Linked DNA regions of Homo sapiens: region 2 is linked to region 1. Evidence: chromatin loops called from intact Hi-C (ENCODE). Cell type or tissue: ascending aorta. All regions are shown on one strand. Region 1 overlaps LGR6 (leucine rich repeat containing G protein-coupled receptor 6). Region 2 holds the start of LOC101929388 (a long non-coding RNA gene).

The links. Peaks named below come from ENCODE experiments on the same cell type or tissue, not always from the same donor. Only the 100,000 strongest peaks of a DNase experiment are listed, where the experiment ranks them.
Region 2: it touches region 1 in a loop (6-fold over the local background); 13 of 110 quality-filtered maps call a loop at or near these places.

What each region holds. Positions count from the first base shown.
Region 1 is chr1:202,312,836-202,317,835 of GRCh38, reverse strand. It overlaps LGR6 (leucine rich repeat containing G protein-coupled receptor 6), which reads right to left. Exons shown (of 18, transcript NM_001017403.2): 17 at 2,954-3,034. Among named protein-coding and RNA genes, the nearest start is that of UBE2T, 27 kb to the left of the region's middle. In ascending aorta, a CTCF peak has its summit at 2,050 (motif pointing right); a DNase peak (open chromatin) is centred at 2,055.
Region 2 is chr1:202,234,257-202,239,256 of GRCh38, reverse strand. It overlaps LGR6 (leucine rich repeat containing G protein-coupled receptor 6), which reads right to left. Exons shown (of 18, transcript NM_001017403.2): 4 at 3,264-3,335. It overlaps LOC101929388 (a long non-coding RNA gene), which reads left to right and starts at 256. Exons shown (of 5, transcript XR_922425.3): 1 at 256-382. RefSeq lists enhancers at 1,828-1,877, 2,946-3,638. In ascending aorta, CTCF peaks have their summits at 1,974 and 2,731; DNase peaks (open chromatin) are centred at 66, 1,966, 2,726 and 3,216; H3K4me3 peaks cover 357 bases; H3K27ac peaks cover 4,765 bases.

The DNA of each region.
Region 1 (5,000 bases):
CTTGCCCTCGGAAAACTCCCAGTCTAAGGGAGGCTGACCCTGTTTCTGGCCCCAGAGAACTCCAAGTTGGAGGTTCTCTCACCTTAGAGAACTCCCAGCTGTGGGACATACACGACTCTTCTTCCGAAGAGCTGCAAGTGGGGTGAACCCTAACCCTCCTCTCAATACACCAGAACATAGAACGCATATAGGCCAGGCATGGTGGCTCACGACTATAATTCCAGCACTTCCGGAGGCTGAGGCGGATGGATTGTCTGAGGTCAGGAGTTTGAGACCAGCCTGGCCAACAAAGCAAAACCCCATCTCTACTACAAATACAAAAAATTAGCTGGGTGTGGTGGCACGCACATGTAGTCCCAACTACTTGGGAGGCTGAGGCAGAAGAATCACTTGAACCCGGGGGACGGAGGTTGCAGTGAGCTAAGATTGCTCTACTGCACTCCAGCCTGGGCAACAGAGCAAGACTCTCTCTCTCCCCAAAAAAACAAAAAAAAAACAAAAAAACACACACATGGTACAAATTAATACAGTACAAACCCAGATATTGAGGAAATGTTAAGTGAAGGACAGCACTGGAAAGAAAGGAAGGACAGGCTGCCATCAAGGAGTGGAGAGGGTATCAGAATTGGGAGCTATGGTGGGTAGGGACAGAGGCATGAGGGACTGCCCAGACAGTAACCAGTCTATGCCTGAGGCTCTGTTTCTCTCAGTCAGTCCCCAGTGATCCACTAAGTCCTCCACTGTGGGAGAGTCCTGACCAAATATTATACCAGGCTGGCTCTCCCTTGCTCTGTGAGAGGGGTACAGACCACATTGAATACTTGTCAGTCAATCAGTATTTCGGAGGTAAATTGCCTCAAGTACAGTAAATCAAAATACAGATGACTTCTGGGGTTTTCCAACCTAGGTCCACACGAGATGCGTGAGATCCTGGTGTTTTCCATCCCTCTCTCCAAAGTCTGTTCCTAAATCACCTTGTAACTTTGGAAATATTATTTCTTCATTTTCTTTGGCTTTCCACTCTTGTTCTTCAATGTGTTTCTTGGTAGCTTGGGAATTTGAGAGGCTTTTGTGGGAGCTATTTTTAAACCTTTTCTTTCTTATTACCAAATATAATAGGTGATAACTGTAGAAAATTTGAAAATATAACATGAAAACATTAAAATGACATGAGACTTCACCTCTCAGAGATAACTCATTATTTTGGTATGCTTCCGTCCAGTCTTTAAAAAATACATACATACATATAGGTTTTCAAGCTAAATTAAGATTTTACTGTTGTTATCATTTGGATATGGTTTGTCTGCACCAAAACTCATGCTGAAATGGAATCCCCCAATGTGGGAATGTTGGAGGTGGGGCCTAGTGGGAGGTGTCTGGGTCATGGGGACAGATCCCTCAGGAACAGATTAATGTCCTTCTGTGAGGGTGAGTGAGTTCTCAATCAATCCAGGGAATGGATTAGTTCCCTAGGAGTGGGTTGTTAAAGGGAGTCTGGCTTCTCTTTCACCCTGTGATCTATTTGCACATACCCACTCCCCTTCTGCTTTCCATCACAAGTTGAAGCAGCCTGAGGCCCTCATCACATGCAGCTGTCCAATCTTGAACCTCCCAGCCACCAGAATTGTGAGTCAAACAAAACTCTTTCCTTTATAAATTACCTAGCCTTAGGTATTCTGTTATAGCAACACGAAGCGGACTAAGACAACTGTATATGCGTTTCTCGTTCTCTTTAAGTCACATTTTTATCAAGCAGACTTTCCCAAATTTTTTCCCAGAGAAATATTTTTATATTACTCAAAACATATTTTATGTACCATAAAATGTACCATAATTATTTGACCATTTGGTGTGAGTTATTTTAGAAGCAAGCTCGAGTTGGACTTTGTCTTTTGGAACTTCCTCTTTTACCTCATCCCTGCTGATTACTGGTTTTCAGAGGTGAAATTTCCATGGCATTGTGAATGCAGCATGTGTGTTTTTCCAAGTCAGAAGCAGCACCTGCTTCCTCCAGGTTGGGTTAGTGCTCTGGCCCCAAGCTGGCACTAGAGGGCGTGCTGTTGTCACCAAGCACTGAAAACTCGGGCTGGGCAAGGCCAGGCAATCACTCTATAGGCTTTAGAGAGGGTAAAGGGAGAAGGCAAGGGTCCTGGGCCAGAGAAAGCTGGAAAACTGGAAAACGGAGGTGGAACGAAATAGAAGAAGCAAACTGTTCATCACTTCTGTTCATTCTGAAGAATCCCATCCTTGCCTAAGTAGCATGCTGCTTGCCACCTTCTGTGGCCTGTTAGCATTTTATATGCAAGCGAAGGGACTTCCTCACTCTAAATGTCTCAAGTTGAATTGCACCAAAGAGAAAGAGAATTTTCTTTTTTGCTTTCTTTATAGCAGGATGGATTTAGGTTAGATGCTAAAGGAGGCTTCCGCAACTATAAGCGTTAGATGGTGCTGTAAGGACTTACCCAGGGATACTATGGAGTTTTTCCACTGTGCAGAGTTTTAACAGAGACTGTAATCTTCCTGGGATGGAGCAGGGAGGGATGGAGAAGGTGACCTGTTGGAGTCCCACCTGGCTCTAGGATTCTGTGGTATGGGTCTTAGACTGAGGGATTACTCAAAAGCAGTCCCACGTGCCACCCTGAGCAATGGGGTCAAGGCATTCTTTCCTGCTTCTCTCCTGTGTAACAGTAGTTTTATCCTGGATGCATAAATGCTAATTGGCTGATTGCTTGACTTCGCCTCCATTCATGCTACTCCCCTCAAGCAGCCACCCAAGGGAAAGAACTCCAGTTCCTTCCCCAGGAATTACGAAAGGAGGGCCCTCTTGCAGCAGGCTGGGAGTCAGGCAAAGAATGTGGCTGCAGACATGCCAGGCTGAACTAATACCTCAACTAGGTGGTTGGGTGCCCTTTCTCCATTCCCCCTCGTCCCCATTCCCCAGACACCACCTCACCTGGAGTAGGGCTACACTGGACACTGGGGTGTGGCTTTGAGTCCTCCATCTCCAGCTGGAGCTCATCCAGGTCCTGGTCATCTGAAAGGAGAGACAAAGTGATGCAGGGTCCTGGGTCTTGGTGTCAGTCAAGCCCTACCTTTCTCCAAATGCCCCCTCCTTTAAGATGTCCCTTACTAACTCTGCTCAGCACTGTTCATTCTAGCAACCCGGCACATCCATTTCTACCCTTGGGGGTAAAGATTTGGTCAGCTTCCTATTATCCACATGTGGATTATCTGCACTGAAGAGTGCACAGCAAACATTTCACCTAGACCTTCTCTTTCTATTAGTCAGGGCTCTATGTCCTCTCCAGTCAGCCTTACCCACAAGTGCTGCTTCGAGTTGGAGTGGAAGCTGTTTCAATAATGTATGCTAGTGATCACACATTCTCTACTCTGGCTGGGCTGTCACTGTAATTTTGTGTCCAGTTGTGAAAACTACACATTAAGAAAAACATCAGTGAGCTGCAGTGTGTTTAGACGTGAACGAGTGAACTAGGGGGTGGGAGAGCAGAAGCCATTTGTGAGAGAAACAGTCAAAGCAACTGGGCGGTGTTTAACTTGGAGGAGGTAAGAGTAAGTGGGGGTATCATGGCCGTCCTCAAAGGGCTGAAGGACTGTTAGGGGTAAAGGAATTTGACTTCTACATGCTGTTTTGCCCCAGAGGGTAGAACCAGGATCAATGGATGGACTGTAGAACGAGGCAAATTATGATTCGAATGGAGACACTCTACTACTTCCTAACAAGAGTAAGTTCCCACAATTAGAGCTGTCCAGCAAAGGAACACCCCACCTTCAACAGGTGCAGAGTAGGTCCACATCTGCTGAGTGCAATTCTGGCACTGGGCAAATGCAGAAGAATTTCAGGGATGAATAAGAGATGGACCTGCTCTCAAAGAGCTTGTGGAGACTAATAAGGAAACAAATTGTCATGCTACAATGAGTGCCATCAACTAACAGATTTATTTACTAGCTAGAAGGGAATAATTTGAATGTTCCTAGCATAAAGAAAAGACAAATTTTTAAGGCAAAGGATATCCCGATTACTCTGATTTGATCTTTATATACATTATATGAATGTATTAAATAATCACATGTGCCCCCCATACATACATTTATTATGTATCAATTAGAAAAAAATTTTCAGCTAATAGATTCACTGAACAATAAGGGTTAACATTTCTTGAGTTCTTATTCGGCACCAGGTACTGTGCCCAGTCAGTCCTCATCTTCATGGTCCCATTAACCTTCACAACATCCATGTGAGGCAGGTGACAGATAAGGAGACTGAGGCTCATTGAAGTTAAGTGGCTTGCCTGCAGCCTCACAGCAATAGACTAGAATTCAGATGCAGGTTTGTCTGACTACAGAGCCCAGATGTTTAACCATCATGCTTTCCCAGGCAAGGGACTGATTACTTTGGGGGGTCAGGGGGTGGGGAGGGTTCAGGAGATTTACAGATGCATGAGCTGAACATAATTTGTCACTGATGATACTAAACAGAAAGTCCCCAATGGGAGAGAAAGCACTTCTACCTGAGTCAGAGGCTGGACTAGATCATCTTTAATGTTCTTTTCAATTCTAAGTCCAGGCTTTACACTTTTTTTTTTTTTTTGAGATGGAGTCTCGCTCTGTTGCCCAGGCTGGAGTGCAGTGGCATGATCTCGGCTCACTGCAAGCTCTGCCTCCTGGGTTCACGCCATTCTCCTGCCTCAGCCTCCTGAGCAGCTGGGACTACAGGCGCCCGCCACCACGCCTGGCTAATTTTTTGTATTTTTTTAGAGATGGGGTTTCATGGTGTTAGCCAGGATGGTCTGGATCTCCTGACCTTGTGATCCGCCTGCCTCGGCCTCCCAAAGTGCTGGGATTACAGGCGTGAGCCACCGTGCCCGGCCTTACACTTTTTTTTTCTTATTCACTTTTGCAGTGTTTCTCAAACTAGGGCCTGTGAACTCTAGGGGGTTGCAGACATGCTGGAGGTCCACAAATTCTATACGAATTTTGAA
Region 2 (5,000 bases), 79 kb after region 1:
GAAAGCTTGAAGGGATGAGTAACCCCTCCCTTCTCAGGCCCAGTCGCCAGGCGCAGGGCTACTTGCGTACGCCAGCAAGACAGCAGAAGCAGGAAAAGAGCCGGCCGGAAGACACCTACCCTGGTTGGAAGACACCTACCCCTGAAGATGGAGAAAGAGGCCATCCGGGTACCGCGTAGCAGTTACGTCAGACCGAGACGCCCCCTGTTTATAGGAGACAATAAAACCCCTGCCCCGTCCTCACTTGGGGCTGACGCCATTTTGGGGGCTGACGCCATTTTACGCCTCAGCCCGCCGGCACCCAGGCTCTTGTTAAAACGCACCGCTTCGTGTTAGCTGTTGGGGAGCTCTCGGGATTCCAACCGATACAAGAACCTTTCAGGTTCCTTCTTAACTTTGTGCCTTTGCAGCGTGTGCTGTTCCCTCTGTCTGAAACGTTATTCCCCGCCTCTTCACCTGATTCATACTAGTCTTTCAAGGCTCAACTCTGGTTCTGCCACCTCAAAAAATTTTGTTTAAAAAAAAAAAAAATAGAGCTGGGCCCCATGGCTCACGCCTGTAATCCCAGCACTTTGGGAGGCCGACGCAGGTGAATCACGAGGTCAGGAGTTCGAGACCAGCCTGGCCAATATGGTGAAACCCCCGTCTCTACTGAAAATATAAAAATTAGACGGGCGTGGTAGCCCACGCCTGTAGTCCCAGCTACTTGGGAGGCTGAGGCAGGAGAATCTCTTGAACCCAGGAGGCGGAGGTTGCAGTGAGCTGAGATCGCACCACTGCACTCCAGCCTGGGCGACAGAGCAAAAAAACTCTGTCTTAAAAAAAAAAAAAAAAAAAAAAAAAAGGATCAGGCTGGGCACAGTGGCTTACTCCTGTAATCCCAGAACTGTGGGAGGGGAGACCAAGGTAGGTGGATTGCTTTGGCTCAGGAGTTCGAGACCAGCCTGGACAACATGGCAAAACCAAAACCCCATCTCTACAAAAAAATACAAAAATTAGTTGGCGTGGTAGTGCACACCTATAGTCCCAGCTACTCAGGAGGCTAAGGTGAGGGGTGGCTTGAGCCTAGGAGGTGGAGGTTGCAGTGAGTTGCGATCAGGTCACTGCACTCCAGCCTGGGTGACAGAGCCAGACCCTTTCTCAAAAAACAAAAACAAAAACAAAAACAAAACAAAACAAAAAAACGGCGGAGGATCAATGACTGGTTAGATGAACGATCTCACAATAACATCATCATACATTATAGCTGTGTGAAGTCTTTTTTTTTTTTTTTGCAAATCCCCCTCACATTGACTATATATTTGATCTTCCCAACACCCTGTGAGGCAGGGAAGATAATTATCCCCACCTTGAAGATAGAGAAACTGAGGTGCAGAGAGGGCAAATGACACAGTAGTCACGATCAGAGCCAGGACTTGAAGCCACATTTTCTGTCACACAGGCCAGTGCTCTTCTTGCAGGATTGCAAAAAGCAAAATCTTCTCATCTGCCTTATAACTGGGGGAGTGGGGGACTTGACCTCTGTCCCCTGCCCTGTTATACCCAGGCAAAGGAGAATAATGGGGCTGAAAGTGGAAGCTAATGGTCTGGTTCTCCCAGCCACAAGGGCTGCCCACTTCCCAGAAAGTGTAGGGAAAATTGTCTGCATTGCCCAAAAGCTCCATGCCTAGTCCGAAAGCAAGACCTTTAGAAGCCCCAAGAACTCAGAATATGTGATTCACGATTTTTTTTAAAAAAGTAAACTTAATTAACAACCTTAAAAGTGTGAAGAAGTCCAGTGAAAGTCTAATTTTTTTCCCCTATGAAGTCCTCTTTGAGGCTGTGGATGAAATGTCAAATTCTCCTCACTCCTCCTCCCTTATTTTTGGCTGTCCCTGCTGCGCTGGTGCCCTAGGCAAATGTTTAGTCTGCCCCTGCGGGTGGGGAGCAAGCACAGGCTTGCCTGGCCTCTGGTCTTCCGACGTTGGCCTCTAGGGGCACACTGGGTTGCCTGGCCCTGTCCAGGGGTGAGGCTGGATGGAGGGAGAGGAGAGGGCTGGGGCCAGACGCCCAGCACTCATTGGGAAGGGGGGGCAGAAGCTGAGAGAGTGCAGGGAGGCAGGTTCTGCCACTGGGGCCGATCGATCGAGCAGCTGAGGGGTGCCAGGGACCAGACACAGAGGCAGGAGGGTAGAGGGCACCCAGGGAAGGAGTAGGAGAGGAAAGCCCTCACCACGGGGGGTGTGGCACAGCTGCTAGCCAGGACCCCCACAGCTGGCCCTCTGTGTAAGGTGGAATGGGGCCTAAATATCAGTCATGAGAAGGAAAGTCACCTTTTCCCACCTCATTTCTCCTTCCACCCAAGGAGAAGTCAGAAGTTGTCTGACTTCCACATCCACAGACTGAACAGCGCCAAAGTCTGAGAATATGAGAGGCCTTTGTTCGGACACACTGCATGCCCACTATGACTCAGTTTCCCCCACTAGCTAACTGCTGTGCCCCAATCTTGCCCCCCAACTTTGACTTCTCCCAAAATATCTGTTCACTCTCCCATCGGATGAAGTTGTACCTGATAATTAAGTTAGGTTCATCAAGCATGTATGAGGCACCTACTGTGTTCCAGGCCTTGGGCTGTGCATTATGTGGATGAAGCCCAGCGGCTCCCACTGGGCTGGGTTACATCACCCTGGAGCACCTGCTCCCGCTTCCACCCTCAGGCTGGGTCTGGCTTCCACGATGCCCCTGCTGGACAAGAAGGGAACTACAGGGCTCCTTGGAGGGAGGGATCTGTTATGGGTGGCCTGTGAGTCCCTGTGGACAGTCCCACCCCCAAGTAGAGAAAATGAGTATCTGAGCCTAGCCTCCTTCCCACCCACAGCAGAGCCCAGGGGCAAGAGCAGGCTAGGTAGAGGAGACAACCCCTTCCTGATGCTTCTTTTGGGCGGCAGTCTCCACCCCTAAACCCAGGCTCCAATGGCAGAACACCAGTCGCCCCAGGACCGCTGGCCTGGTGGCCTCACCTAGGGAGGTCCCATTCCCACAGTCCCCCAGTGGGGCGTGGGAGCACTCTTTTCCTGAAATATGCATAGGAGTGTACACAGCCACACACTGATGACAACAGAAAACCCCGGAGAAACCAAAGCCAGGAGCGGCATGCTGTCTGGAACGTGGACTGGGAGAGGGGGCGCCTGCAGAGGGAAGGGAAAGCTGAGGCAGGGGGCCCTGGGCTGTGACTCAGGCCCCAGGAAGCTGGTGACTCCCAGACCAGCCCTCTAATGACTCACAGCGACTGCAGGCTCGGCAGCTCCCACAGCGCCTCTGCGGGGATTCCTCCCAGCTGATTGTTCTGCAGCATCCTACGGGAGAAGAGAAAGGGCTTTAAGGACGCACATGGTATGCAGAGCTGGCTGGAGGGTGCTGACTCCTCCCTTGAACCCCCAGTCCCAAGCCAGACCCCTCCTTCTCACCCCAGCCTCAGAGCCCCAGAGAGAGTCTGGTCCAGCTCCCCTGCTTTGTTAGTGCAGATTCAGAGGCTGCTGAGGTCCCTGGGGTGTTGTACATGGGGCAGGGAGGCCCAGTGTTCAGGGAGAGCATCTCAGAAGGGACCCTAGGAGGAGGCAGGGGTGAAGAAGACCATGGAGAGGAAGGAGAGAAGACATTCTGAAGTCAAGAGTACTTGGGATTTTGTTAAAGTTTGGTCAGGAAGGATGTGGGAAAATGTAGGTTGTCAGTTTCCGTGTCTATTCATCTGAAAGGCTAAAGGTTTCTTTATGGAAGGGGAGGATGTGGATGAGGATAAGGCTGCCCTTAGGGTGTCAGTGCCCCAGGCAAATACATTTTTTTCAGCCTTTGTCTGTAGGAACAATTCGAAGTACTCCAGAGGAGTGTATCTGCACTATTCTCATGGCCCAATCTCACCTAATCCCTCAAAGAAGTGCTGTGCCAGCCAATGAAAACGATCTGCTCACTAGCTGTCCTCTGGGGACCAGGACCTAAGTCCCAAAACCCCACGATGACTCCATAGGCAGGAGTCCTGGAGCTCCTCAGGGCACCTGGGAACCCCATGTGTAGGGTAGAGGGTCAGAGAGCATGTACAAGGGGAGAAACAGGGCCTGGGGCGCCACTCCAGGTGGCACTGCTGACTCTAGCCAACCCCAGGCATCAGAGGGGACTTAGAAAGTTTTGAGGATAGCACTCGAAAGCGCAGGGAGTCCCCTGAGGCACAGAGCCCTGAGCAAGAGAAGGAACTGGGTAAAGACATAGGAGGAAAACCCTCCAGGCCTTTAGATCCAGAAATGAGAAGGAGAGCACACAGGGAGTTCATGGAAGAGCTGGGGAAGCAAGAAGGGAGGAAGTTGCTGACTGCCCTGGGCACAGTGAGTGAGCCCTACCCTAGGAGACTCAATTACCCCTTTATGGTGTATCCATCCATCTTTCAGAGGGGGAAGCCTTGGTGCACAATCATTAAGGTAATTCCACGCTTCAGGAAGAGTAGCCCAATTTCTGGTCCTTTAGTTTAATAATAGGAATGGCTAATGTGCCAGGTCCTGGTCTTAGAACTTGTATTAATTCAAACTCACCCTTGTTACAACTCCAACAGATAGGGATTATTATCATCCTCATGCTGAGGGTGCACACAACTGCTAACTGACAGAGCTAGGCTTTGAACCTAGAGAGTTTGGGTCCACAGTCTAGACACTTAACCATTACACCACAGCATCTATCATAGTGGTGGGATACAGCAGTGGCCAGAAAATGCTGAGCAGTAAGATGATGAGCCTGAGTTGTTTTCCATGCCTCCTATGTGACGTCCTGGTCAGAGTCACATGTCATCTCTCTTAAACTCCTCTTACGGGTATGTGAAAATCTCAAATATGAACCCAACCTCAGCATCACAAGAACAAAAGAATGCTGATCTCACTGTGGGAATGGGTGGGGATAGGAGGAGCCCTTCATAGAGGCAAGGCTACAGAAGGGAGAACAAAGAACAAAGACAGACTTTGGGGACCCCTGGGATTAGG